Linked DNA regions of Homo sapiens: regions 1, 2, 3, 4, 5 and 7 are each linked to region 6. A link is a loop called in an ENCODE intact Hi-C map of the cell type or tissue named here. Cell type or tissue: K562. All regions are shown on one strand.

Region 1 (4,000 bases), 260 kb before region 6:
ACTAACATTACACATATCCAAAAACATGTTGTAATTAAAAGTTCCATTCATTCCTCCTTACCAAGTTTGTTGAATGTCATCACTTGTTTGCTACTTACAAATATTGTTTAATTGTTTCACTGCAGTAAATAAGTATCTCCTACCTACATCAGGGACAAGGAACTGTGCTGTGAAGTTGATAGATGAGTAAGCCACAGTTTCTGCCCTCAAGGAGCTTCTAGTTTTGAAGGAGTGGGAAGGCAGGGGAAAATTAATAACAAGAATGCAGCTAGGGATCATAAAGAGGTGTAGTTGTAACACTGTGTTCTGGTATCACTTTTTTGTTTCCAGAGTGTTTGCATGTTACATTTGATACTTTGACAAGCCTGTAATTTAGACAAATATTTATCTTCCCCATTTCACAGAGGAGGAAATAAGCGTAGGCAAGTTGTGAATTAATTCAGCATTAATGACATACACAGTTTCAGGCAAGAAGAAACTCAAAAGAAAATTTTCGCATTGTTGAGCTCAGCATTTTGTTATATACCGTCCCAGGCTTGTCTGTATGTTCAAGGTCTCCCCTGACCCTGGGCCTGACAGGTTCCCGAAGAATAATCACAAGTTAAACCATTGTAGGTCGAACCCTTGTAAATGCATTCTTATAAAAGTAGGGCTCCATTTTGGGAATCCATCTTTTTTTTTTTTCCTTTGAGACAGAGTCTCACTCTGTTGCCCAGACTGGAGTGCAGTGGCGCGATCTTGGCCACTGCAACCTCTGCCTCCCAGATTCAAGCGATTCTCCTGCCTCAGCCTCCGGAGTAGCTGGGACTACAGGCGTGCGCCACCATGCCCGGCTGCTTTTTGTATTTTTAGTTGAGACAGGGTTTCACCATGTTGGCCAGGCTCATCTCCGACTCCTGAGCTCAAGCGATCCGCCTGCCTCAGCCTCCCAAAGTGCTGGGATTACAGGTGTGAGCCACCGTGCCCGGCCTGGTTTTAGTTTATTTTTGATAACTTTGGCAGTTTTATAAAATAAGATGAATTCCCGGCCAGGCATGGTGGCTCATGCCTGTAATCCCAGCTACTCAGGAGGCTGAGGCAGGAGAATCACTTCAACCTGGGAAGCAGAGGTTGCAGTGAGCTGAGATCGCACCACTGCACTCCAGCCTGGGAGACAGAGACCTTGTCTCAAAAGTAAATAAGCGAAAAGCAGTACAAATGTTACAAAACAAATATAAATGAAATAACTATGTGAAAACTACATTGTAAAAGTTCCTTTGGAGTGTATTTCTGAGGCATCATGGGGTTTTTCTGGTCATCTGTCCACTGAATTCATTCAATAAACATTTACTGAGCATCTTCGATTTTGCTAGGTCCTGTGCTGGGTGCGAGCTGTGCCTCCCTCACAAAGCTAGTGCAAGGATTGGCAAACAGCTGTTTTTGTATAGCCTGCAGGCTAAGGATAGTTTTTACAGTTTTAAATTGTTGGAAAAAAATCGAGAGAATATCTCATGACACATTAAAAATACATGAAATTCAAATTTCAGTGTCCATAAACAGCCTACTCCTTCTAGGAATTGTCTGCGGCTGCTTTCACCCTACAGCCACAAGGGGGAGGAGTTGTGACAGACTACATGGCCTACAAGCTGAGATGCCTGACAGAAATCTCACTGATGACAGAGACAGTGAAAAAATTCCGTACTACTTGAAGGACTTCTAAACCACACTGAAATTTAGAGCCATCTCAAAAAGTTCCATTGACAGGATTAGATGAGTGCCCTGAAAATGACTGGGTGCGGGTAATTTCTGGATGCGTTCTTCCTTGGTCCTGTGCCTCTCCATTTTAACACTTTAATTACCATGCTGTGAGAATGGGAGTCTAATAATTCCACCACGTCGGCAGGGAATCATTCTGGCTGCTTTCCTATTGTCGACTGCAGTTGTTAGTTAGTCCCACATAAATCAAAGTTTGATCTTAACTGCAAAGGTGATATTTTGGGAAGGACGTACAGAGGAGAGGCTCGTCTCCAAGTGGAACCACAAGTTGCCTGGGCGCCTCACACATACACACATGTCTACACTGGGGAGGTATTTTTCTATTTATTTTAATAAAATTTAAATCCACTTATATTGCATGTAGGGGAAAAGAAACCCTTACCATCTTAGGTTCATGGCTAAGGCCCTTATAACAAAAACCAGATTCACAAGAGAAAAGCATGCAAATTTATTTAAAAGTTTAACATGACATAGGAGCCCTTGGAAATGAAGACCCAAACAAACAAGGAAACTTGTGCATTTTTATGCTTAGGGTTGATGAGTGGACAACTTGTGGAAGGATATGACTGGACAAAGGTCTGATCTAACGGTAACAACTGGGGGAAATTGGTAAAGCCTGTTTGTTCAGACTCTTCTCTGTGGCCCTGTGTCTTCAGAGATAAAGATGTTTCTTTCCTCCAGGTACAGGGAAGGCATCTCTCAAATGAGGGTCTTAAGACCTGTTTTAGGGGAGAAGGGTGGAAGAAGGTCAGAGAATGATCTTCCTGCTTCTACTGTGTTCTCAAATGCCAAGGTGCCACATTTTGGGGTGGTAGGTCCTGAACCGTATCACTGCACACACTATTTTTTATTCTATATATTTAAGGTGTACATGATGTTGATATGTATATGCACAGTAAACTACAGTCAAGCAAATTATCCTATCCTTCATCTTCCATAGTTACCTTTTTTCGGTTTTTTTGAGGAAAGAGTCTATAAAATCTCCTCTCAGCAAATTTTCAGGATATAATACAATGTTGTTAACTATAATCCTTATGCTGTACATTAGATCTCTAGACTTCCGCATCTTACATAACTGCAACTTTGACCTAATTCTCTGCACATACTATTTTTAACCAAACTGCTTTTTAGAAAATTTGCATGAATATTTTCCTACATTGTTAAGTGTTCATTACTCACATCCATATGTATTCTTTTAAATATAGCTTTTCATAATGCTTTTTTTTTCAGACTCAGGACCTTTGTATTTTTTTTCGGTTTTCCATAATGTGGATGCACTATAAATCTATAGTTGGCCATCTATGTTACTTTCTACCTCCTTCACTATTATAAACAATACTGTCTTTGTTATTTGACTTTTTCACATAAATTTCTAAGGTGAAATTGCCAAGTAATTATAAGGCTTTTTAATAGAAATTGTCCTCTTAAAAGATTGTACTTTTACAGTCCCACCAGATAGATATGTAAGCAGTGCTTGTTTCCCCATAGCCTTTTCAATATGAACTGCTACTATTTTATTTTTTTTTTTCTGCCCTGTTGCCCAGGCTGGAGTGCAGTGGCCAATCTCGGCTCACTGCATCCTCTGCCTCCTGGGTTCAAGCGATTCTCCTGCCTCAGCCTCCTGCGTAGCTGGGATTACAGGCGTGCACCCACCATGCCCAGCTAATTTTTGTATTTTTTTCTTTCTTTTTTTTTTTTTGGAGACGGAGTCTCACTCTGTGGCCCAGGCTGGAGTGCAGTGGTGCAATCTCAGCTCACTGCAACCTCCGCCTCCTGGATTCAAGTGATTCTTCTGCCTCAGCCTCCCGAGTGGCTGGGACTACAGGCACGCACCACCACGCCCCGCTACTTCCTGTATTTTTAGTAGAGATGGGGTTTCACCATATTGGCCAGGCTGGTCTCGAACTCCTGACCTCGTGATCTGCCCGCCTCGGCCTCCCAAAGTGCTAGGATTACAGACGTGAGCTACTGTGCCTGGCTAATTTTTGTATTTTTAGTAGAGACAGGGTTTCACCATGTTGGTCAGGCTGGTCTTGAACTCCTGACCTTGTGATCCACCCACCTCAGTCTCCCAAAGTGCTGGGATTACGGGCGTTAGCCACTGCACCCAGCCTATTTACTTTTTGAGATGGAGTCTCACTCTGTCACTCAGGCTGGAGTACAGTGGCACAATATCAGCTCACTGCAACCTCCGCCTCCCAGGTTCAAGTGATTCTCCTGCCTCAGCCTCCCAAGTAGCTGGGAC
Region 2 (4,000 bases), 440 kb before region 6:
AAGCTCTGGGGTATAGGGACTGTGCCTAGTTGTTTGCTACCTGGCCCTGGGGTGATGAGGGCAGGGAATCATGGCCTGGTCAGGAGTGTAAGTGCAATAGAGGAAGTGTCGCTGGTAGGCATTCTAGATTGGTTGGTTTGCATATGAAAGGTGCGCTCTCAGGCCAGCCCTTGACTTTCTCTAGTAATTAGCCCTGGGAGGGGGGACTCCCGCCAAGACAGCAAGGCCCTAAAACAGCAAAGCATCAGAATACAGAAAATAAAAAGACGCAGTTAATACAACATGCGACTGGGGCACCTTCCAGGGCATAGGTGTCCACAAAAAGTGCACACAACAACAAGGACACAAAACAGCGTTTCTAAAGCCACACTGACACTGTGAGAGAGATGCCTGACTTCTCAGGGTCACAAAATGGGAGACAAAGGCAGGCAGAGGGTGCAATTTTAAGAGGCTGTTCTCTCAGCTGGTGACTGAGGCTAAGGGAGGACCATGTGGGGAGGTTCTGTGCCTCCTCCAGGGGAGGGCACTAAGGCTCTGTTCTCCCTGCCCAGCCCTGTCCACCCGCACACTTGTTCCTCTGCCCTGTGAGCTTCCTAAGCTGCTTGTTTTGAGGGGCTTCATCTGAGAATGTTGGCCAGGGGTATTTTCCTGAACTGTGCTGCCTTCTCTGACAGACGTGCTTCCCATCCAAGACCAAAGCCCACTCCATTCTGGCCTCCAGGGGCCTGAGCTTGGCTGGGCCTTTTTCACTCGGATGAGCTTTCATTGCATTTCTAGCAACTACACTGTGGTGTAGCGATCAGAGCCACCAGTTCCGGAACCAGGCTGCTCCTCATTTGCAAACTGCAAATGATGAAATTAAAGTTAATAAGACTTGCTCATAGGGTTACTATATTAAGTTACTCTACTTAGAACATGCCACTTACACAGAAAGTATTATGTAAATGTTATGTTTGCATACATTACAGCACTGCCTAATAATTGGGCAGAAATGACAATCAGCTCAAAAAAACGGATTATAATTATTGATGATTTTAAGAAACTTATCAGGTTCTTTCTCCCTCAAGTAGTCCTTGTCAGACCCTTACTGGACCCACACTAAGTGCAGGGCCTGAGCTAGTCCCCGGAGGCAGATGTGGAAACCTGTCATCCCAGAAGAGGAACAGTAGCAATCACTTGTTGATTGGAACTATGCACCTTGTCTCCCTGGCTCGTGGTCTGATATTTCTCATGGCTATCATGTAGCCAGGCAAAGATCCTATTAGTATGGTTATGCTTTCAATTATTCAAACATTTACTAACTATCAGATGGCATTTTAAACACTGGGTACAAATGAGTCAACTTCATCCTTGCCACATCATTAAGGGATGGGTATTACTAGTCCCATCTTAGATGCAAAGAGAATGTGACTTGGAGCGGCTCAGTATTTGCCCCCTCTGCAGCAGTGCATGGCAGAAGGGATCCAAGCAAGCTGCACACAGGATCTTCTATGATGCAAATTCACACAGGGAGGAGGCAGAGCACCTGCCTGGAAAAGTGTCTCAAACTGAGTTTGGAAGGATATACAGGGGTTGGCCCAGCAAAATGGGTAGTTAGGATAAAGTCAACCTATACAGAGAAAAAAACACATTTCCAGAAGTGGAAGTGTGGGGTGGGCCCGTGCCTGGAAGATGCCAGTGTATCCGTGAGGTGTAAGACATGAGGCTAGAGAGGTGGGAAGGGCCAGGCCATTCTCCAGAAGATTCTAGATCAGTCCAGAATTTATTCTCAGGGGTTAAATTCAGTCATTTTGTGTACCCTCCTACCCATTTGAAATAGCCAAAATTTCAACCACAAACTCACTAAAAAAAAAAAAAAATTCCATTATTTGTCTTTTCAGATGCCAGAGGTCAAATCTTAAAACTATCTGGCCTGCCTTTGACCTTCATGGGAAAACCTAAAGTGTTCTGTCTCCATAGAGCTAGATGTTCATCAAATCCAATTACCTCTCCCAGCTGCACCGCTCACCAGGAGGCAGGGCTCTGCTGGGGACAAAGAGAGGCAGAGGAAGCAGACTGTCCCCAGCCCCGCTTCCTGCTGCAAATTAAGCCAGGCATCGACTGTGCCGACTCACCACCTGGCTGCTGCCACAACAGCAGCTGCAGCCTGTTAGCACTGAAGAGTTTCTCTCCCAACTATTCCCATTAGTGTGGCCAGCGAGGGGGAGGATGAGTAAGTGTCTGTGCTCAGCTTGGGGCTCTGGCTCCTGCTGTCTCTTCACTGGGCTCTGACCTCCAGGGGCTGGGCGGGACATCCAAGCGTCAGAAGCCAACATAGGCCTGCTGACTCCCAGAGTTCGGCGCCTAACTTGGAGACAGGGCAGCAGAAGAGATTCTCAGCCCTGGCTGCCAAGCATTGCTCAAGAAGCTTCAGATTCAGAGAGACTGGGTAAGGCGGCCCCTCTGGGTCTGTAAAGCACCACTGTGATTCCAAAGCACAGCCAGGGTCAGCACTTCACCGATCTGTATTCACCAGCTGTCCTGCACATGTGTCTTTGATAGGACATGTGGGAAAGACATTAGGCCCTTCCAGCTCCCAGTAACTAAATATAGTCCTTCACATATCTCAGGGTAAGGCACTCTGTACCTTTTCAAACTGCTTTCATATACCTTGTCTCATTTGAGCCTGTGAGCAAGGGGAGGAGGCCGCTGAAACCCCAAGGTGCACTGAACGCCCCTGATGCCTTTAATCACGCAGCCAATTAGAGGCAAGGTTGGAACTATGCACCTTGTCTCCCTGGCTCGTGGTCTGATATTTCTCATGGCTATCATGTAGCCAGGCAAAGATCCTATTAGTATGGTTATGCTTTCAATTATTCAATACTTCTGTGTTACAATACACTGCTTATGTGGAACTGCTTGTAAGTGGCCATCATTGACTTCACCGATGAATCTGCTCCCCCTGTGTTGGAGAAAGTACCGAGTCATTGCCTCTAACCCCTAGCAAATGTAAAATACCTTTGCAATAGCTGGAAAAAGAAAATCACTGATGCCGACAGAATCTCCTTCATTCTCATAGACTAGGTAACAAAAGGGGAAGAAATCATGTCAGCTGAAAGATCTGGGGAGAAATCGATTTGGGACTGCTAGAATCACAGGAAGTTTTTGTTGAAGGATCAGAAACCCACGCAAGCCAGCTCAAGCAAAAGGTTTATTGTACAAGACACAGAGCGATGTAACAGAACCCAGCTGTAGGAAGTGCAGCTGGGTCTCCAGGGAACCAGAGAATGAATGGCAACCGTTTCTCAAGCCACATCATCTCTCATCTTGGCTTCTCTCTGTACACCTGCTCCCATATCCTCCCTATGGGCTGGCTTCCCCTTGCTGTTCAGGGTTTCTGCTCCTTCACAACTTCAGTTTGCTTATTGCTTTGTCTAAGTAAGCCTCACCATGAAACTTGACTCTACATAACTGTACTTGGAACCTATAGCTAATCAAGTCAGTCCCCGGAACTGGAAGCATCCCTATTCCAGATCCTCAGGGAGAGGATCTGACTGTTTGGCTGGGCTGGCAGGGCCCACCCCACTGTCCACTCATCTGATTCCAGGAAGGATTGAGTCTCATGGGATGCTGCCTAGATCTAAGCTGGCAATGGGGATGACAGGTAAAGAGACCAGTCACTTAGAACTGAGCCAAGACAAACTCAGATGACTCTATCCCAGGAAGAAAGGCAAAGCCTCCCTTCTGAAAGCCATTCAACAAGCAGGTCATTGAAGTGTGTTGGAACACAGGTTAGAATAATAAATAATAGGCTGGGTGTGGCGGCTCACGCCTGTAATCCCAGCACTTTGGGAGGCCAAGGTGGGTGGATCACCTGAGGTCAGGAGTTCAAGACCAGCCTGGCCAACATGGCGAAACCCTGTCTCTACTAAAAATTTAAAAATTAGCTGGGCATGGTGGTGCATGCCTGTAGTCCCAGCTACTTGGGAGGCTGAGACATGAGAATTGCTTGAACCTGGGA
Region 3 (4,000 bases), 220 kb before region 6:
GTGCAGTTTTTAGTCCAATAATTAAGAATATTCAGATGCCTTTACCTCTAAACTATACTTTGTTATTTTGCAGAGTATGATTTTTGAGACCACTACAAAGAATGAAACTATAGCCCAGGAAGATAAAATCAAGTTGCTGAAAGCTGCCTTTCTGCAATACTGCAGGTATAACATGTTTTTTAAATTATGGATTATTTTATGTGTGAGGATATGTTTTACTGACATGTGCTACTTATTGACTGGTGGGAGCAAGTTGGAGGAATGATGCTATCAAGAGGAGAATGTTTTTTTGAGCTTTAGCACTTTAATAAACTGTTCTTCTGAACTTAGTAGCCATGGGAGGGTTCCAGCTAGCTAGGTTAGGGAAAAAACATGGGCTCTAACATACTCTCTCCACTTCATGAAAAACAATGTACCATTAAAAATGGTGATCATGAAGACATCTTGCAAGGGTCTTTTACGTATAACGTTAAGGTGCAAATAAGTTGCTTACAAAGTTTTTTTTTTTTTTTTTTTTTTTTTGAGACACTCCGTCGCCCAGGCTAGAGTGCAGTGGCGCGATCTTGGCTCACTGCAAACTCCGCCTCCCGGGTTCAAGCGATTCTCCTGCCTCAGCCTCCCAAGTAGCTGGGACTGCAGGCGTGTACCACTACACCTAGCTAATTTTTTTATTTTTAGTAGAGATGGAGTTTCACCATGTTGGCCAGGCTAGTCTCAAACTCCTGATTTTAGGCTGACTCCTAAAGTGCTGGGATTACAGGCGTGAGCCACCACTTCCAGCCGCATGCAAAGTTTTATTGGTAATATTAAAGAATTATGGCCTGGTGTGGTGGCTCACACCTGTAATTCCAGCACTTTGGGAGGCTGAGGCAGAAGGATCTCTTGAGCCCGGAAGTTCGAGACCAGTCTGGACAACATAGACCTCATCTCTACAAAGAAAAATTTTAAAAATAATTAGCCGGGCATGGTGATGCACGCCTCTAGTCCCAGCTACTCAGAGGCTGAGTTGGGAGGATCATATGAGCCCGGGAGGCCAAGTCTACTGTGAGCCATAATCACACCACTGCATTCTAGCCTGAGTGACAGATCAAGTCCCTGTCTCAAAAAAAGCAAAAGAATTAGACCTGGCCTATTAGTTGAGTTTTGCTTTACGCAAAATCACCACAAACCTTAGTGACTCATTTAACATAGCTGACAATTCTGCAGTTTGACTGTTGGGGCTGGACTCGGGGCAGTTTTACTTTTCGGAGTAGGCTCACTCATTTTGGTCTGCAGCTGGGCTGGCTGCTCTTTACCGTACTCACATTTCTGGGCCATAGGCTGGCCAGCTCGCTCTCTATTCCTGTGATGTCTCCTCAACTAGCAGGCTGCCCTGGGCTTATTCATGTATCACAGGGTTCTAGAGTGGCAAGAGAACAAGTGTCAGTGCACACTCTTTAAGTCTTTGCTTGGATGGCGTTTGCTAGTGTCCTGTTGGCCAGAGCAAGTCCAGCTGTAGTGAGAGCGTGCCTAAGCAGATGCGCGTATGGGGTGGGGAGTGATTGTCCTCACTTGGTCACACTTGCTGCTCTAATACTCTTCTGGGTTTAAGGCAAATGCAGATTTCAGTTTATCTTAGACATGTATTCTGCTCATGTATTCTGGTACTTTCCTTAAAAGGTATGGCAAATTCACATTTGAATAAATACTCAGGAAAATGGTGATCCAGCCCCCCTGCTCTGCCCCTTGTTAGCTGTGGGAAACTTTGGACAGATGCTGAACATTTCTGCCATTGTGTTTCTGTTTCTTCCTTTTCGAAGTATTGAGTGGGGTGGGAGTTAGCATGGCTAAAGGATCATTAGTTTATCGTCAGATCTTTGTTTTGAAGGAATATACTGAGTGTACTACCTTCATTTCCCCCAGTTCTGAGCCCATGGTTCCATAATCCCACTCATACTGGTGTCTGATGCATAGCGGCTCACTCACAGAGACAACAGATTCCAAAGTGCTTTTACAGTTCTAACATTCTGTACCTCGTGATCTACTGAGCTTAGTTTGTCACCAGAAGGGGGCACCATTAGGCAAGTTTTTTGTTTCTGTTTAAAATTATATTCTTTTAATCTTGTTCTTTTACATGGTTCAGTCTTCAAAAATCTCAGTTGAAGTACTGTGTTTTTATCTTTCACAAGTTTATCCTGTAATTAAAATTCTGTCACATTTGTGGCATCTCAAAATGTAAATGATAATGCAGCAAGTGACCAGTCATTAGATTTGTTTCCTGTGGCTGCCATAACAAATCACCACAAGCCAGGAGCTTCAAACAACGCAAGTGTCTTCTCTCACAGTTCTGGAGGCCAGAAGTCTGAGAGCGAGGCATGAGCAGGGCCCTCCCTCTGAAAGCTCTGAGAAAGGATCTGTCTTCACCTCTCTCAGCTCCGGGTGGCTGCTAGCAATCCTTGGTTTGTAGATGTGTCACTCCAGTTTCTGCCTCCATTGTCACGTAGCTGTCCTCACATTCACATGGCCTTTTTTTTTTTTTTTGAGACAGAGTCTCACTCTGTCATCCAGGCCAGAGTGCAGTGGTGTGATCTCGGCTCACTGCAACCTCTGCCTCCCTGGTTCAAGCAATTCTTCTGCCTCAGCCTCCCAAGCAGCAGGTGCACACTGCCATGCCCGGCTAATTTTTTGAATTTTTAATAGAGACGAGGTTTCACCATGTTGGCCAGGCTGGGCTCAAACTCCTGGACTCAAGATCCACCCACCACAGCCTCCCAGAGTGCTGGGATTACAGGTGTGAGCCACCATGCCCAGCCCACGTGGCCTTCTTATAAGGACATCAGTCATTGGATTTAGACTCATCATAATTTAACAAATTGTATCTGCAAAAACCTTATTTCCAAATAAGGTTGCATTTTGAGGCACTGGGTAGATATGAATTTGTGGGAGACACTATTCAACCTGGTGTAGTCATCTTAAGATGTTTTACAGGGGAAAATTATTAGGCACAAGAAGGGACCCCTGATCTAAGTCCTGAGCAAGCAGTACCCTCAGGAACAGTGTCATGGGCCCTGTAGCACAGCTGTGCTGAACTCATCCTGCCCAACATGGGTGAAGTACTATGGACTTAATAAGGGATGATTTCTGGGGGAGTGTCAGCTAGCTCTCTTAAAGATGTAGACTCCTTACAAACAGAATTGTGGTGCCTTTAAAGCTGGATTTCTCAACCCCATTAACATTGTCATTTGAGGCCGGGTGTGATGGTTCACACCTGTAATCCCAGTACTTTGGAGGCCAAGGCAGGCAGATCATTTGAGATCAGGACTTCGAGACCAGCCTGACCAACATGGTGAAACCTTGTCTCTTCTTAAAAAAAAAAAAAAAAAAAAATAGCTGGGTGTGGTGGCACATGCCTGTAATCTCAGCTACTCAGGAGACTGAGGCAGGAGAATCGCTTGAACCCAGGTGGCGGAGGTTGTAGTGAGCCGAGATCCCGTCACCGCACTCCAGCGGTGCATTGTAAGCTGTTTAACAGCATCACCAGCCACTTCCTGCTAGATGCCATTAGCACCCTTTCCCCCAACTTGTGATGCCCAAAGTTATCGTCAGACATTGCCAGATGGCCCCTGGGGTCACAATTGGTAGATAACACTTTTAAGTGTGACTGTCTGTTTAATCTTTTGCTAAGGTAATATTACTGTTTTTATAGCATCATTTCTTTGAAATTGATTTTTATGTTATTTTGGTTTTCATTTTATTTAGCCCAAAAAACACTAAATCTTTTGTTCATGAGAGTTTTGGGGAACTTTTTCTGTAATTTTTTATTAAATCTTGCCATAGTCACCTTTGTATTTTCATAACCTGTAGCGTGACTGGGTCACCAGCTTCACCCTGGCCTTTCACGCTTTCAAGAGTTTTTCTGCGTTTCTCCAGTCAGCTGTGTCTCCTGTTCTACCAAGGGACCATGACAGCCCTTTTCCAGTCTCCTCCCACTTCCCTCAGACTTAGCAGAGGACTTAACTTC
Region 4 (4,000 bases), 200 kb before region 6:
TATAACAAGGGTAGTTGTAAGGATTGAGGACACTGTCTTGGGAAAAATGGCTTGCATATATTAAGTACTCAATAAATTATAGGTATTAGCCCCTTTTATTAAAATTATTTTTTACTGTTTGGGATAATCTTCCTTCAATCTTTTTATTTTTTGCACTAGTAGCGCCTGTTCTAAAAAAAGTGTGTTTATATTCTATAGGACTGGCTGATAGTCTAAGAGGGGAAGCCATATTTTAGCCTGGCCACCAGAGGTAGATCATGTTAATCAAAGCATTTTAACCAAGGCTTTCCTGTTTCTTCTTTCTCCCTGCTTTGCATTTGATCACTTCTTAGCTTTTATTTCTTAACGCGATGGGAACATTTGCAGGTCTCAGTGATTCTACAGACTGTTAGCACAATGTGTCTAATCGGAGGGGATAGACTTTTTAAAAATAACTCTTCTGGTAGTTAAATAATTCCTCATGGAAAATGTGTAAATTATAGAAAAAATTCAATAGGAAAAATAAGTTGTCTGTAGTCCTACCTCCCCGGAGATAGCCACTGGTACTGTTTTGTGGGTTTCCTCCCAGTCTGATTTTCTAGGTACAGAAATGGACAAAAGTGTTCCATTTAATTTTTCCAAAACCAGGATCACGGGGAATGCTGCCAGTATTTGAGCGAAAGTATCTGTGTTTTGGTCACTGTTTTGCTGTGAATGCTGTGTTTATGAGGCTGCCTAGCAGTTTTCACCCTTTCCTGCAACTCAGCACATTCCCTGGGGCGGAGTCAGGTCATGGGCTGCAACCTGGAGAGTTTATGGCAAACAGAAGCCCCTGTTACCTCATCCAATGGAGATAACCCTTGCTGCCTAGGAGATGTGCTGTATATTCTTCCAGGTCTTGTTTTTCTTGATAGACTCATGGTAGCTTTTACATCATTTCCATTTGCGAATGAAACTCAGTTGACCCTTGAACAACATGAGCTTGAACTGCATGGGTCCACTTACATGCAGATTATTTTCAATCAATATATTTCGGAGATTTTCAACAACATGAAAACACTCATAGATATACACCATGTATAACTGTGTAGCCTAGATATACCAAAAAAAAATTAAGAAAAAGACAGGTTATGAATACATAAAACATATGTAGTCTATTTTATCATTTACTACCATAGAACATACACAGGTCTGTTATAAAAAGTTAAAATTTATCAACACACAAACACAGACCTCACATAGCACCATTCACAGTGGAGGCAAATGTAAACAATGTAAATAGGCAGCATTAAATCACAGAATTAACTAATACATACTGTACTTACTGTAATAATTTCATAGCCACCTCCTATTGCTATTGTGGGCAAGTGTCCGCTTGCTGAAGTGTTAACAGTATTCAATTAAAACCCCAATTAAAGTGATGATCCAGTTAAAATGATTCTGATCATCTCTGTTTGAGAAGTTTGTCTACACCCCAGTAAATTGCCTATTGCAGCAAAAAGTAAATTTCCTATTGCAGTAAGAAGTGATTTCTCATAGTTCTCGAGTATTTTTTCCTGTGTTTAATGCAATACCATAAACCTTAAATAACACCTTGAGACTCATATGAAGTGCCACTAGGTGATGCTAGACATGCTCCCAAGAAGCCTAGGAAAGTCGTGACATTACAAGAAGTGGAATTGCTTGATATGCACCACAGACTGAGGTCTGCAGTTTTGGCTATCCCCATTTCAATATAAATTAGTCTAGCTTAATGACCATTATTTTTTAAAAAATGGAAATTTGTGAAGCTGGCAGCAGCAGTTAAGCTTTTGGGGAGTCGAAAGTTACCCTCCCAACACTTTGGGAGGCTAGAACAGGAGGATCACTCAAGCCCAAGAGTTTGAGACCAGCCTGGGCAGCATAGCAAGACCCCATCTCTTTAAAAAGTTATGCTGGGATTTTTGACAGCACGGGAGCTTAGTGGCCCATCCCCCTTGTTATTCAAGGGCCAACTATATACTATAAATTCTAGTGGGAAAAATTTTACTGAATTATAAAATATGATGGAGAGATCTCCACACTTAGGAAGCTTATACCTCATGAAATAGCTATCTGCTCTCCAACTTCTTCAAGCATTGAACGTATTTCCTTACTTGTTCTCTTCCCTCCTATTTCTCGTTGCTGTGATAATTCTTAGGACTTTGATCAAACCATGGATATGTTGTAAACATAACCGGCAATCAAGAATAAGAATTAAAAGCATTCTGAGATCATTGAATAAAGATAGGTTTACCTCTGGAGCTATTTTTTTCTTTTAAAATTCAGATTTGTTTTATGACAGCAAAAATGAGAGCAAAAGTCAAATTTCATCATATTCTCTTTCCCTCCCTCTCATCTTGAATACTAGAAATGGCTGAGCAGGAGCGCTTTCTACTGCATCAGGAGACCCTACCTGAACAGCTGCTGGCGGAGAAACAGCTAAATCTCAGTGCGATGCCAGTATTGACTGCACCACAACTCATTGGTGTATGTGCTTTTCAAATCCTTAACGCTATTTCTTAAACTCAAAACCTTTTTGGTGTTTGTTGGGCCATGTAGTATAGTTCCTAAGAGGAGTTATTGTTCTACTGCCTACCTTCCAGAAAACTCCCCTAGAAAAACGTTGTTTGAAGCTGTTTGGGAACAGAAAGCTAATTAGAGAAAAATTAATCAGCATCTGCCTCCCCATACACCTCCACCTAAAGGTGCTTTATCTAGGTGACCAGGAGAAATTACTTATATTTTGCTTTTCTAGTATAGGACAAATAAGTACCATGAGATAACTTTATTTCCCCCACAAAATTACTTTTCAAGCTCTTCTATAAGAAAAAATGGATTAAGGAACTCAGTTTACATGGTCTAGCAGTTCTGTCCTTACCCCTTTCCTCTGCAACCCAACACATCCCCGAGGGCAGAGCCAGAATACGGACTGCAGTCTAGAGAAGAAGCATCTCTTTGCCAGAGTGATGTAGGATCACCTTAAATGTGTTCTATCTATATGAAAAGGCAAACAATTAAAATACATTAGCATTTTAGCCATTATTAGTAACAGATTTCCTGTTATAACTGAATTTACAACAGCCTCTCCTGATAGAATATATATTTAATTTGGAAATGGAAGTTACTCTCTATTGTAACTCACTATTGAGTATCACTAAGAAAAAAGTAGTGCCGATTTTACTCTAATGCATTATTAATTTTAATACCACAGTCCAATTTCAGAGATGGTGGAGTAAAAAGGATGTTCAAGAACAACAAAATAAAACTATTATCTTTTGAGTGCTGTAAGACAATGAACACAAGCAGATAGCTTTTTTTCTGAAATGGTCTGAGTATTGTTGCTATTAAAGGATTACACATACAATTTTTAAAAAATGAAATTATAGTTTTTGGGAAAGGAAGATGGGAAAAATTCAAATTGATATTTTTAATAAGGCAAGTATTTTTCTGACCATAAAAATTACAGGAAATTTGAAGAATACAGAAATGAGTATGCAGTCAGCTGTAATCTAACCAGGGATAAGTGTTGGTAACATGTTGATGTGTTTTTTTATTAAGTGAATATAGATCAACTGTACACTTTATTGTAGGTCTCAATTTTTTTTTAGAGACAAGATCTTGGTATTGCTCGGGCTGTCAGGCTGGAGTGCAGTGGCCCTGTCACAGCTCACTGCAGCCTTGACCTCCCAAGCTCAGGTGACCCTCCTACCTCAGCCTCTGGAGTAGCTGGGACCACAGGTGTGCACCACTGTACCCAGCTAATTTTTATACTTTTTGTAGAGACGAGGTTTCTCCATGTTGCCCAGGCTGGTCTCGAACTCCTGTTCTCAAGGAATCTGCCTGCCTCGGCCTCCCAAAGAGCTGGGATTATAGACATGAGCCACTGTGCCGTGCCTAAAATATGCATTTTTTAAAAAGACAGTTTATTTTAAGGTGGATGCAATACAGTTTCCAAATATGAGACTGTTTTTACTATAAAAATACAACTGGCCAGGTGCAG
Region 5 (4,000 bases), 1.1 Mb before region 6:
GAGCAAGACTTCGTCTCCAAAAAAAAAAAAAAAAAAAAAATTAGCTGGGCATGGTGGCATGCACCTGCAGCCTGCAGTCCCAGTTACTTGGGAGGCTGAGGCAGAGGATCGCTCAAGCCCAGAAATTCAAGGCTGCAGTGAGCACTGATTGCACCACTGCACTTCAGCTTGGGCTGAAGGATCACTTTAGCCCAGGATCACTTTAGCCCAAACAAGACGCTGTTTGTTTGAAACAATAACAACAACAACAAAAACAAACAAACAAAAAAACAGAACCATCTCCCAGGGCTGTGGGCCTTTGGGGACATGCACAGGAATACACACAAAAAAAGACAAACATGTTCTAGTTTGAGCAGAAGAATAGTACAGGGCAAGTGGACTAAGTCATTCATTCAAAACACTTTAATTGAGCTCTTCCAAATCAGTAGGCACTATGCTAAACACTAAGGGTATAAGCAAGGACAGTCTTTGCCATCAAGGGCTGTCAAATAGTGGGAGAGACACAAACGCAATATCTCATGTGGCCAGAGTGATAATAGTATGTAAAAATTAATCAAGGAATGAAGCCCGTATTTTCCCAACCACAAATGGGGATACATGAATCATGTTCTGTCTCTGGGGCAGAATATTTTAAAAGTAATTGCTATGGGAGACTGACATGGCCAGAGAGAGGTCAGGTGTGGATGTTATTCTACAGAATGAGTAGACTCGTTTTTTGGAACAAACCCACGTGACACTAGCTGATTTAGAGCCAAAAAGCTCAGGGATTTGTCACTGGGAGGATCTTGGGCCAATAGACATGAGTCTGAAAATTCTGCCCAGGTTAAACCACCCTGACAGTACCAGGCAAGAGAATGTGAAGTCTATACACATTAAAAATTTCTGGTTCCAATTCCTGGGGAGGCTGGAGCAAGAGGATCACTTTAGCCCAGGTAGTCGAGGCTGCAGTGAGCTATGGTCACGCCACTGCACTCCAGCCTAGATAAGACACAGTGAGACCCTGCCTCTAAAACTTAAAAATTAAAAAAGAAACCTGCCTAAAGGAACAGTAACCAGTCTGGAGGGAGGAGGCTCTCGATCCCGAAGAAGCCAAAGGTAACTGGACACGAGATTTTTCTGTGCCAAGCATTTCCCAGTTAGGCTGTGGCTGATTCACCCTCTCTGTCCCCCTCTCACACTCTCCTCAGTCCCAGGAACTAGAAAAAGATGGAGAGCTGTCCTTCCCTGAGTCGCCCCAACCCTTAGCAGCAGTCTGACCTTATGCGGCCTGAGTGAGGCCCAATGCTGGTAGCGGCTCTGTTCACACTCACCCTCCAGCAAAGCAAACGTCGAGAGACCAGGAGAGGGGAGTCCAACCCCAAAAAGGAGAGCCAGTGCCTGCGAGAATAAGTGTGTTCATGGAGTTAACAGGATGGAATACTTCAAAATCCAGGATGCCCTGAAACTATATGTACATCTATTAGATATCAATTAAAAATTATCTTAATTAAAAAAAATAAAAATAAAAATCCAGGATTGTTGTCCTGGCATGGATGGAATGAAGAAGGGCCTAGGAGAGTGGGAAGGTGTAGGCAGATTTGTCTGATTTTAACAGAGTTAAAACGAAAAATATGTAATTAACAACCTGCTCCCAAACCAAATTTTCACCCTCCCCCTTTTCGGACTGTCCACCTTCTTTGAGATGAAGCCTTTCCCATGGCTGCCCAGCAGAGGGCAGCAGAGGACACCTTATGAGCCTCCGTCCCCTGCACACAATAGCGCATTCGTTCAACAAATGCCTTCGGAGTTTGGAGTGGACAGTGTTCCAGGCACTGTGGACACTGCCCTAAATAAGACAGACGAGGTCTCTGCTGGTCCAGAGCAAGGGGAGAGAACAATAAGCAAAGTCATGGAGACTATAGCACCGTAAAGTGATGGGGACAGGAATGGAAAAGGGGCTTGCTGATTCCACATTTCGGCTTCCAGCCAGTGTTTACCAGTACTTGTTAGGGGCCGGGCACTTCTGGGGACAGTCACCAACACAGAGGCCCCTGCCTTCATGGAGCTTACGTTCCACAGGAGGAGAGAGCACCATAAACACAAAAAGGGTCACAGAATCTTTTTTTTTTTCAAGACAGTTTCGCTCTTGTCCCCCCAGGTGGAGTGCAATGGCGCGATATCGACTTACTGCAACCTCCACCTCCCGGGTTCAAGTGATTCTCCTGCCTCAGCTTCCTGGATTCTCCTGCCTCAGCTTCCTGAGTAGCTGGGATTACAGGCACGTGCCACCACGCCTGGCTAATTTTTGTATATTTAGTAGAGACAGGGTTTCACCATGTTCACCAAGCTGGTCTCGAATTCCTGACTTCAGGTGATCCACCCGCCTTGGCCTCCCAAAGTGCTAGGATTATAGGCGTATGCCACCACACCCGGCCTCAGCAGAATCTTTTAAAGGACACCGAGTGTTACGGAAAAGGAAAACATAGAGCAGGATTTGGGGAGTGTCGGGGAGTGGGGAGCAGCAGGCTGGTGTAGCCACGCTCCCTGAGAGGCCAGATTGGAGCAAGGTCTGACAAGAGGGACTGCCAGGTGACTCCGAGGACCCACCACAGTCTGGTCCACAGCTGTTCTATGTTGGAATCACTGCGGGTGCCTGGGTTCCACCCGAGGCCTAGGTTGAGGACCTCTGGCCTAGAGCAAGGTTTCTGGGCAGCCCTGTCTCTCACCCCTTATGCCTTCCTCTCCATTTTACAAATGAGAATAGTGACGCTCAAACACGCTCACGCCTCCCTAAGTAAAGGACGGTCAGGATTTGAACCCAGAAGTATTTGAACCCAAAACTCCCATGTTTCCTCAGCATCACACCGTCTCCCAGACCACGTGACTCGTCTCTCTTTTGGAAAATATCTAGGAGCAAATGGCTCTTCCCGCCACTACACCCAACAAACATCTGGATTGTTCTGTGTCATTGGTTAACTTGCAGGGACACAGTCAAGGTGGTAAGGAGGTTGTGCCTCCTGACCCGGGACAGCTTAGCCTTCCCCTGACCCATAGGACGCTGTGGGTCACCAACAGGCAGCAGGGACACAGTGGAGCCACCCAAGCTTCTGAGGTCTTCCCTGCCTTGGACCTTTATTGCCTCCAATGCACAAGATGCCAGGGAGCTAAGGATGCGCTCTCAGAAGGAGGCGTGAGCTCCAAGATGGGGCGTCCAAGCCCACCTCCGGCCCAGTTGATGCTGGCAAAAAGACTTTAATTAATTTCTTTATTTTGGGGCACAATTCCAGCAAGCTTAATTGGGGAATTCATGTCTCACTTGCGAGCCTTTCCTTGGCCAATGTGGTGGCATGTGCGGGAGACTGGCGGCACCCACAGACTGCTGTGAGATGGCGAGAAGCAAAGCCGGGCTGGGGGCTGCAGGGCTCTCCGAGGACCCGCACCGCTTCTGGTGACTCTGGCCATGCCCAAGAAACCATGGGGCACGGAGCACAGGCGGCCTGGGGCCTTGTCAAGCCACAGTGCTGACTCCCAGTGTTTCGTGGTGCCCCGAGGGTTTCGCACTTGCCTTTTGATACCTGGACGACCTGGGCGTGCAGGTGGCACGCTCAAGACTGCATCTGTAGCCCTGAGTTCAGGTTCAGCCTCACCGCACATGCTCTGCACCCTAAAGGAGTCAACAGCCTTTCTGGGCCTCATTTCCCCTGCTATACAGTGGGCCTAAGAATACCTGCCTAGCTTTCTTCCCAGGGTCCTTGTGAGACATCAGGAACTGGAGTACCCAGGTACTAGAGTCCTCACTGAAAGCACCTCCTCTAGGGCCTGGGATTGCTGGGAGGTGCAGAGTAGATTTCGGGAGCCAGTCCTGGATCCCTCCTTCCTCCCGCCTCCCCACCCCTAGCCCTGCAGGGTTCAAGATCACTTAAACCTTAAGAAATCCCTCTCCTCTTAAATCTGTGTGTGCCACCAGCTGCCCCTCTTTGTGGAGGGTCCATCCTTCCTTTTGGTAATAAGGAACACTTGC
Region 6 (4,000 bases):
TGGTTGTCAACTTCCCCTGTTCTTTCCCGAGTCTCACTCTCCCTCCTGCATTCTCTCTCCTTTCTTTCTTTCTTTTCTTTTTTTTTTTTTTTTGCGATGGAGTCTTGCTCTGTTGCCCAGGCTGGAGTGCAGTGGTGCGATCTCGGCTCACTGCAACCTCTGTCTCCTGGCTTCAAGCAATTCTCCTACCTCAGCCTCCCGAGTAGCTGGGATTACAGGCACCCACCACCACGCCCAGCTAATTTTTGCATTTTTAGTAGAGACAGGGTTTCACCACGTTGGCCAGGCTGGTCTCGAACTCCTGACCTCAGGCGATCCTCCCATCTCAGCCTCCCAAAGTGCTGGGATTACAGGCGTGAGCCACTGCACCCGGCCCTCTCCCTCCTTTCTTAGGGAGGAGCTCGACTCAGAACTTTTCCTCGATCCTCTCTGTTGAGATGGTTGATTTCCTCCTTAAAACATTATCTGTTCAGTTTCTTTTAAAAATTTACTCCCCCTGCCCCCATTCTGTAGGAATTGTTGGGTATTGGCTGGGCAAGGAGTTTGGAGCTCTCTGAGCTGATAATGTAAAATCTTTGAGGGGAGAGACTTGAGCTTTCTTTTTTTTTTTTTCTCCTGTAGCATCTGTCCCAGTGTCAGGCACATTTTAGGTGCCCAACAAACATCTGTGGAATGAATGAATGAGTGCTGGCACCACCTATAAGCACACAGTAAGGATAACCATGGAGAGAATATGCCGAGCCTTTTAATCAGCCCAGAAGAGCGCCTTCTGTGTTAAGGCGAAATGCCAGAATCCCAAGGAACAGATTCACCACCCAGGGGCGGGACTCAGGGACTGCTGATACTGAGGCTGCCCTGTGGGTTTTCCTTCCAGATCCCTTCTTGATTTGCCCAAAAGAATTTCACGTTTTGTTTCAGTTAAGGAGAGGCCTTTCCTTACTGCTGACTTTAAGGAAACTGGAAATTGTGCTTGTGGGGGAAGTGGCTTTGGAACTTGGGGCCTCTTTGGGACCTGGTAGGCAATGGGGTTTGGGGGCAAGTTTGTGGGACATGTGTCTGAACAGGAAGGAAGGGAGGAGCAGTGGGGCCAGCCAGGAAGCAGTGCCGAATGCAGATTTCTCTTCTTGTGCAGCTTTGCTTAGAGTTGAACATTACTTCCCAGAGATAGATTGACCCCAATCCTGCAGAGATTGGCTATCCTGCTCTTCAACTTATTTTTAGATATATGGTCTCACTTGAATCTCACATCCAATGAGGAGTTCCTGACCCCTCAATTTAGCTCCACCTGGCATTCCAGAGCAATTCAAGGACCTGGTAGGGCTACTAGCAATCCACTGCTACATATAGGGGAACAATGAGTTTTAAAGCTGCTCAGAAATCTGTGATTCGAGTATCAGGAAATCCTTGACTCTTTATCAAATGTGAAGTTGCTGATTTAAGAAATAAAGTTAAGAAACAATATTCATTAACAGAATGGAATTTAATGCAACCGCTGGTGTTTTGGGGTTATTTTCTGGTCACATAGTGCCCCCTGGTGGGTTCACTGACATACTCTTCTGGAATGCTCCTTTCCCAGGCTGTGCTTTGTGACAAGGCCAGCACCAGCAGGGTGATTCCAAGAATTTGCAGTTTAGGCACAGTCCAACGATGCTCTAAAGATTGTCTGTTAAGGGAAAATATGAGTTATGAAAATGCTGTGGGTTGTACTGTATCCCCCACCAAAAGATACGTTAAAGTCCTAAGCCCCAATACCTGTGAATGCAGACTTATTTGGAAAAAGGGTCTTTGCAGATGTAACTATGAAACTAAGGTGAGGTCATTAGGGCAAGCCCTTAATCCAGTATGACTGTGTTCTTATAAGAGGAGGAGAGGCTGGGTGCAGTGGCTCACACCTGTAATCCCAGCGATTTGGGAGGCTGAGGCGGGAGGATCGCTTGAGCCCAGGATTTGCTGGGCAACATATCGAGACCCCATCTCTACTAAAAATTTAAAAATTAGCCAGACATGGTGGCACGCAGCTGTAGTCTCACCTACTTGGAAGGCTAGTGGGAGGATGGCTTGAGCCCAGGAGTCCGAGGCTGCAGTGAGCTATGATCATATCAATGCACTCCAGTCTGGGCAACAAGGGAGACCCTGACTCAAAAAAACAAAACAAAAACAAAACAAAACAAAACAAAAAAAGAGGAGGAGAGAGACACACAAGGAGAGAATGCCATGTGACAATGGAGACAGACACTGGACTGATGCACCTGCAGACCGAGGAATGCGCAAGGATTGCCAGCAGCCCCCAGAAGCCAGGAGCGGGACATGGAATAGAGTCTCTCTCAACCCCTCAGAAAGTTCTAATCCTGCTGATGCCTTGATTTTGGACTTCAGCGTCCAGAACTGTGAGATGAGATATGTTTGTTGCTTAAGCCTCCCGGTTTATGCTGCTTTGTGATGGCAGCCCAAGCAGACGAATACAGAAAGAAATGGGGATTTGAGTTGGAAGAACTGCTTTGAGTCCCAGCTACCACTTAGTACCTGAATGACCTTGGGCAAAGAAGTTCAATTTTTCTGAGCCTCAGTTTTATAAACTGCAAAATGGAGAAATACAAAAGTAACTGTTCTCCTGCCTCAGGATCCCTGTGAGGATGAAGTGTGACTATGTGTATAAAAATATTTTGTTTATTGTACAGCACTGTGTACTGCAATCTTATTACACAAAGAAAGGAAGGTGGGAGGTAGTAGAGCGGAGTGATTACAAGCTAGGCTCTGGCTGGGCACAGTGGCTCATGCCTGTAATCTCAGCACTTTGGGAGGCTGAGGTGGGTGGATCACCTGAGGTCAGGAGTTTGACCTGGCCAACATGGTGAAATCCCATCTCTACTAGAAATACAAAAAAAAAAAAAAAAATTAGCCAGGTGTGGTGGTGGGTGCCTGTAATCCTAGCTTCTTGGGTGGCTGAAGCAGAAGAATCACTTGAACCTGGGAGGCAGAGATTGCAGTGAGCCAAGATCGCGCCATTGCACTCCAGCCTGGGCAACAGAGCGAGACTCCATCTCAAAAAAAAAAAAAAAAAAGCTAGACTCTGAAGTCAGTTTGCCAGGGTCTGTGAGTGGAAATGTTACAAAGAAGCTTCTCATGAAAACTTGACTCTCAAATGAGCCAAAGGCAGTGATGCCCAGAAATGGAGTTGTGGTAACACTTAAAGGAATGTATCAGTTGTCTATTGCTCTATAATGAACCCCAAAACTTAGTAGCTTCAAATGATTAGCTTATTCTTTCACACGGTCTCCGTGGATCAGGAGTCAAGGGCAACTTAATTGGGTGCTTCTCACTTGGAGTCTCTTGTGAGACTACAGTCACCTGAGGTTTAGACTGGGGCTGGAGGACCCACTTCCCAGATGGCTCACCCACCTGGCTGTCGGCAGGAGGCTGCAGTTCCTCTCCATGTGGTCGTCTTCACAGGTCTGGTGAGTATTTTTACAATATGGCATCTCCTCATTCTTTCCACCTCCCCTTCCTGCCCACCTCACCATGCCCAATGTATTTTTTCTCTTGTCAGTGATTCTCAACCTGTATGGAGTCACAGGCTCACTGTGGCCTAATGAAAACTAGGGACTCTTCCTGAGTAAAGTACACATATGCATTTACACAGAATATTCTAGATAGAATTTCAAGGGGCTCCAAGGTTAAGTACCAATTGGATCCACAGAGAGCTCTGTCAAACGTGAATCAAATTGTGTAATTCCCTGTTTGAATCCTTCTGTGACCCCCACTGTCCATAGGATAAAAAACTTCTTTAGCACACCATGATCTGACTCCAACTTACTTTTAATAACAATAACCTTATCATCACATGGAATGTCTTCTACATGGCAGACACTTTTCACACTTTCTTCCTAATTCTTAGAAGAACTCTGCAAGGAGTGGATTTTATGATTCCATTTTAGAGATAAGGAGAAGCTCAGAGCTGAAATCTGGCCGATTCAGCACCTGCCTCATCTCCCCCACACCC
Region 7 (4,000 bases), 120 kb before region 6:
ATCTTATGGCCAGGGGTAAATTTATTTGTGTTTTATTGGAAAAGTGTCAGATGATTAGGGATATTGTAATCCCTAATGGCATGGTACCTCAGTTTGGATTAGATGCGGCTGTGAGTAAGAGACACTGTTAGTGACAAGATATAAATGTATTTCTCCTCCCTATAAAAGTCTGGCAGTAGGTAGTCCAGGGCAAGAATTGTGAGTCTACTCCACAGAGTCCTCAGACACCCGGGATTCTTCTATGTTGCTGTGCGTGATCCCAATTCATATGGTTGCCTCCTGGTCCAATACGGTTGCACAGGTCCAGTCATCACACAAACACTCTAGCCAGAAGGAAGGAGGAAGGGAAAAGACAGGAGTGGCTGTCTTTTATGGAAAACTTTTGGAAGCTGCCATGGGATACTGCCACTTACATCTCATTAGTCAGAACTTGGTCATACGACCATATGTTACTTCAAAGGTGACTAAGAAAAGTAATTTTTATTCTCGGGGTGCATATGCTCAAATAAAAAGTGGGGGTTCAATGAAGATGGAAGAAAGGAGAATGGTTTTGGATGGCAACTAGCAATCTCTGATGAACACAGTAGTTTAGTTTAGGTATATTTTATGTATGTCCATGTACTTAAAAAAAAAAACAACACTTACTGAGACCAGTCTGGGCAACATAGTGAAATCCCATCTCTACAGAAAATACAAAAATTAGAGGCCAGGCACGGTGGCTCATGCCTATAATCCCAGCACTTTGGGAGGCCAAAGCGGGCGGATCACCTGAGGTCAGGAGTTTGAGACTAGCCTGGCCAACATGGCGAAACCCTGTCTCTACTAAAAATACAAAAAAATTAGCCAGGCATGGTGGCAGGCGCCTATAAACCCAGCTACTTAGGAGGCTGAGGCAGGAGAATTGCTTATACCCAGGAGGCGGAGGTTGCAGTGAGCTGAGATTGCGCCATTGCACTCCAGCCTGGGCAAGAAGAGCGAAACTCCGTCTCAAAAACAAAAAAAAGAAAAAGAAAAAAAGAAAAGAAAAAAATTAGCCAGGTGTGGTGGAATGTGCCTGTAGTTCCAGCTACTCAGGAGGTTAAGAAGTGGGAGTATCACTTGAGCCCAGGAGGTCAAGCCTGCAGTAAGCTGTGATGGTGCCACTGCACTCCAGCCGGGGCAACAGAGCAAGACCCTGTCTCAAAAAGCAAACTTATTGAGCACCTACTATGTCAAGCACTGGCAAGGTGGGTCCTAGAGGTTCCCTCCTGGGCAGTCTTTCATTCAGTCTCTCATGAATGATTGAGGCCACATTTCCCATCTGATTTGCTTTTGCAGACAGATTTATTTGTTTATTCTTTTTTGGAAGGTCATGCTAATCTTCTCTGTATAGTTCCAATTTTAGTATACGTGCTGCCGAAGTGAGCACTCCAAGACAGATTTCTTTAAAAAAATTTTCCACTAGCACAATGTTGCCTGATGCTGAACTCTGAGGGTAAATCATTCCGTTTTACTTGCCTGATACTTTGATTTTTGCTGGGGAGTCACCCTTATCCTATAATTACCCCTAGGCCTTGAGTGAAAATAATTGACAAATATTAAATTTCAGCTGGATGCAGTGGCTCATGCCTGTAATCTCAGCACTTTGGGAGGCCAAAGGGAGTGGATCACTTGAGCCCAGGAGTTCAAGACCAGACTGGGCAACATGGCGAAAGCCTATCTCTGCAAAAAATACAATAATTATCTGGGTGTGGTGCTGCCTGCCTGTGGTCCCAGCTACTCGGGAAACCGAGTGGGTACGATCACCTGAGCCCGGAGGTTGAGGCTGCTGTGAGTTGTGATTACACCCCTGAACTCCAGTCTGGGTGAGAGTGAGACCCTGTCTCAAAAATAAAAAATAAAAATAAAAAAAATAAAAAATAAAAAATTTTATGTATATATATATATATATATATATATATATATATATATATAAAAAATCTCTCTGACCCAGAATCACACAACGTTAAAGCTGGAAAGGCCTACGAGAGCCTTCAGCCCCGACTCCCCATTCACACGCTGAGATGGGCAGTGGCTCCCTGGGGGTCCCCTTGCTGGTGCTGGGGGTGTATGGCCCCATGAAAACCCCTCTGCTTCCTGACACCAGGGGAAGGGTCAGCATTCAGGCCGAGGCCAGCAGGCCTCAGTCACGAGGCACCAGGCTGCGCTCAGGGAAGTTGTAACTGACGCTTGATTCTCTCTTAATCCCCCGGTGACCTGTCCCAGTTCTGCAGGTACACATTTCTGAGCCCTGCTTGAGGCAAAACTCTGCTTTGAACTTGTATCCTTTTGCTCTCTGAGCATCTCCTCCTCCTCCCTCCAGCCGCCCACTCCACTGTCTGCCCCATCGTACTTGCCAACCTGTCATTGTACCCATCCCTGGGGGTGGGGAGGAATTCCACGCCCTCTGGCCAGGTCAAGGTGCCCTGAATAGCTGGATTGCATGTAGTTTGTTGCCCTAATAGTAAACAATCCAAAGTGATTAATAGTAATAATAAACCATCTGCTAATGATTGAGCCTGTGTCTGATGGGTTAAGGTGGTCCCTCTATTAATGCCATTCTGACTCGCATTCTAGTAACCTTTTCTGGGTGGGCCAGAAGGGCTGGAGTTAGCCTGGCACTGGCACCCTTGGGCAGGCTGTCACAGAGGGGCACTCCAGCCTGGGTGACAGAGTGAGACCCTCTTCTAAAAAAATTTTTAAAAAACAAATGTATGACCTGTTCTTAGAAAAACAACAGTTTTATAGTTACCCATGCTCCCAGTTAAAATATAACTCTATATTTAAAGTTAGAGTTAAAATATAACTCTAATGTAATCCAATTAAAAATACCAATATTAATTCCTTTTTGGAAAAAAAACCACTCTGGTTTGAACCATCCTTTAATGCATGGGGCAGGGAGGGACCTGATAAATGTCGGGAGAGAGATGGTGTCTATTTTGATCCAGAATGTGGTGGCGAAAGTGCTGCCTGATATGCTAGAAGCTCTTTTCCCCCACCTGCTGCTTAATGTGTGTGTCAGCCCAGTGAGAGTGGTGTTTCCTGATGACTGGGCCTCAGGCCGCCTCATTGGAGTCCCCTGCGGGGGATGGGAACATGCAGATTCCCGGGCTCCCACCCAGTCAGCAGCTAGGGCAGGACACCTGGACCTTGCAGATTATCCAAGTCCCGGATGACTCTCAAGTGGATGAATGTTGGTGAATGTTGGCTCCAGGGAACAGAAGTGTCCGTCCCATCCCCGGCAGAGCCTAGGTTGCTAAGGTTGGTGGGCTTGTGCTGCTGCTGCAGCCCCAGGTCTTGGCCTCCTGACTCCTGGAATTGGGAGATGTGCTTCCTAGGATGGCTCTGACAATTAGCACTTCAGATCTTGGGATAAGGAAGGCCTACAGGGAATGCTGCCTAAAGGAAAAAACAACTCAGAAGGGCCTGATGCAGGGACGAGATGGGGAGGGCCCTTCATGAACATCCCTTGCACCTCCAGCATTCGGCAAAGAGAAGTCACTCATGCAGGATGCGGGCGGCAAGGCGGCGGCCCCTGCAGAGCTAGCAGGCAGGACCCTGGATGCTAACCCAGGATGCAGCATTGATGTCCTCTGAGGTGGCGGGTGGCAAAGTCTCCCAACAGATCCACCTTCAACACTGCAAAGAAATGCGTTTTAGCACGGCAGGCTCTGCTCCTGCCTAGCCCCTGGTAGGGCATTGTCTTGTGACGCCCCTACGGTGCACACACACTCTATCCTGTGCTTGTAAAACGTGGATGACATGTCATATACCGATCTAATCACAGGTCCCCCAGAGAATTATCGAGCAGATGGTGTGGTTCCCTTGACATTCACACCTGGTGGCTGCTGAAACCCTAGAAAGAGAGTGCAATTAGCAAACAAATCACCTTGGCTTCATATAGTCATTTCTCTTGCCAAGTGAGAAATTTCACCCTTCAAGAAAGATTTTTCTTCCATGAAGGTTGTGTTTTTCTGCCTGC

The links. A loop is a pair of places that touch in the nucleus more often than their neighbours do. Peaks named below come from ENCODE experiments on the same cell type or tissue, not always from the same donor. Only the 100,000 strongest peaks of a DNase experiment are listed, where the experiment ranks them.
Region 1: a loop joins it to region 6, with 7 times the contacts of the local background. A loop is called at or near these places in 60 of 110 quality-filtered maps.
Region 2: it touches region 6 in a loop (2.8-fold over the local background); 2 of 110 quality-filtered maps call a loop at or near these places.
Region 3: it touches region 6 in a loop (10-fold over the local background); 103 of 110 quality-filtered maps call a loop at or near these places.
Region 4: it touches region 6 in a loop (9-fold over the local background); 25 of 110 quality-filtered maps call a loop at or near these places.
Region 5: a loop joins it to region 6, with 14 times the contacts of the local background. A loop is called at or near these places in 23 of 110 quality-filtered maps.
Region 7: a loop joins it to region 6, with 2.6 times the contacts of the local background. A loop is called at or near these places in 2 of 110 quality-filtered maps.

The regions. Positions count from the first base shown.
Region 1 is chr1:229,512,452-229,516,451 of GRCh38, reverse strand. NUP133-DT (NUP133 divergent transcript) reads right to left here. Exons shown (of 3, transcript NR_110630.1): 3 at 2,365-2,474. Among named protein-coding and RNA genes, the nearest start is that of NUP133-DT, 6.0 kb to the right of the region's middle. In K562, a CTCF peak has its summit at 1,587 (motif pointing right); a DNase peak (open chromatin) is centred at 1,591.
Region 2 is chr1:229,692,626-229,696,625 of GRCh38, reverse strand. No RefSeq gene overlaps it. Among named protein-coding and RNA genes, the nearest start is that of URB2, 68 kb to the right of the region's middle. RefSeq lists an enhancer at 1,213-1,714. In K562, no CTCF peak of the experiment used is centred here; no DNase peak of the experiment used is centred here; H3K27me3 peaks cover 3,830 bases.
Region 3 is chr1:229,480,219-229,484,218 of GRCh38, reverse strand. It overlaps NUP133 (nucleoporin 133), which reads left to right. Exons shown (of 26, transcript NM_018230.3): 12 at 74-165. Among named protein-coding and RNA genes, the nearest start is that of NUP133, 26 kb to the left of the region's middle. In K562, a CTCF peak has its summit at 2,061 (motif pointing right); a DNase peak (open chromatin) is centred at 2,018.
Region 4 is chr1:229,451,012-229,455,011 of GRCh38, reverse strand. It overlaps NUP133 (nucleoporin 133), which reads left to right. Exons shown (of 26, transcript NM_018230.3): 22 at 2,369-2,487. Among named protein-coding and RNA genes, the nearest start is that of ACTA1, 19 kb to the right of the region's middle. In K562, a CTCF peak has its summit at 1,595 (motif pointing right); no DNase peak of the experiment used is centred here.
Region 5 is chr1:230,308,471-230,312,470 of GRCh38, reverse strand. No RefSeq gene overlaps it. Among named protein-coding and RNA genes, the nearest start is that of PGBD5, 120 kb to the left of the region's middle. In K562, a CTCF peak has its summit at 1,705 (motif pointing right); a DNase peak (open chromatin) is centred at 1,710; H3K27me3 peaks cover 2,265 bases.
Region 6 is chr1:229,255,742-229,259,741 of GRCh38, reverse strand. It overlaps RAB4A-AS1 (RAB4A antisense RNA 1), which reads left to right. Exons shown (of 2, transcript NR_149313.1): 2 at 622-2,850. LOC102723935 (a long non-coding RNA gene) reads left to right here and starts at 3,044. Exons shown (of 3, transcript XR_426935.4): 1 at 3,044-3,455. It overlaps LOC124904540 (a long non-coding RNA gene), which reads right to left. Exons shown (of 2, transcript XR_007066924.1): 2 at 1,462-1,663. In K562, a CTCF peak has its summit at 1,526 (motif pointing left); a DNase peak (open chromatin) is centred at 1,561; H3K27me3 peaks cover 337 bases.
Region 7 is chr1:229,380,536-229,384,535 of GRCh38, reverse strand. It overlaps the pseudogene RNU6-180P. Among named protein-coding and RNA genes, the nearest start is that of CCSAP, 39 kb to the right of the region's middle. RefSeq lists an enhancer at 2,788-3,395. In K562, no CTCF peak of the experiment used is centred here; no DNase peak of the experiment used is centred here; H3K27me3 peaks cover 2,700 bases.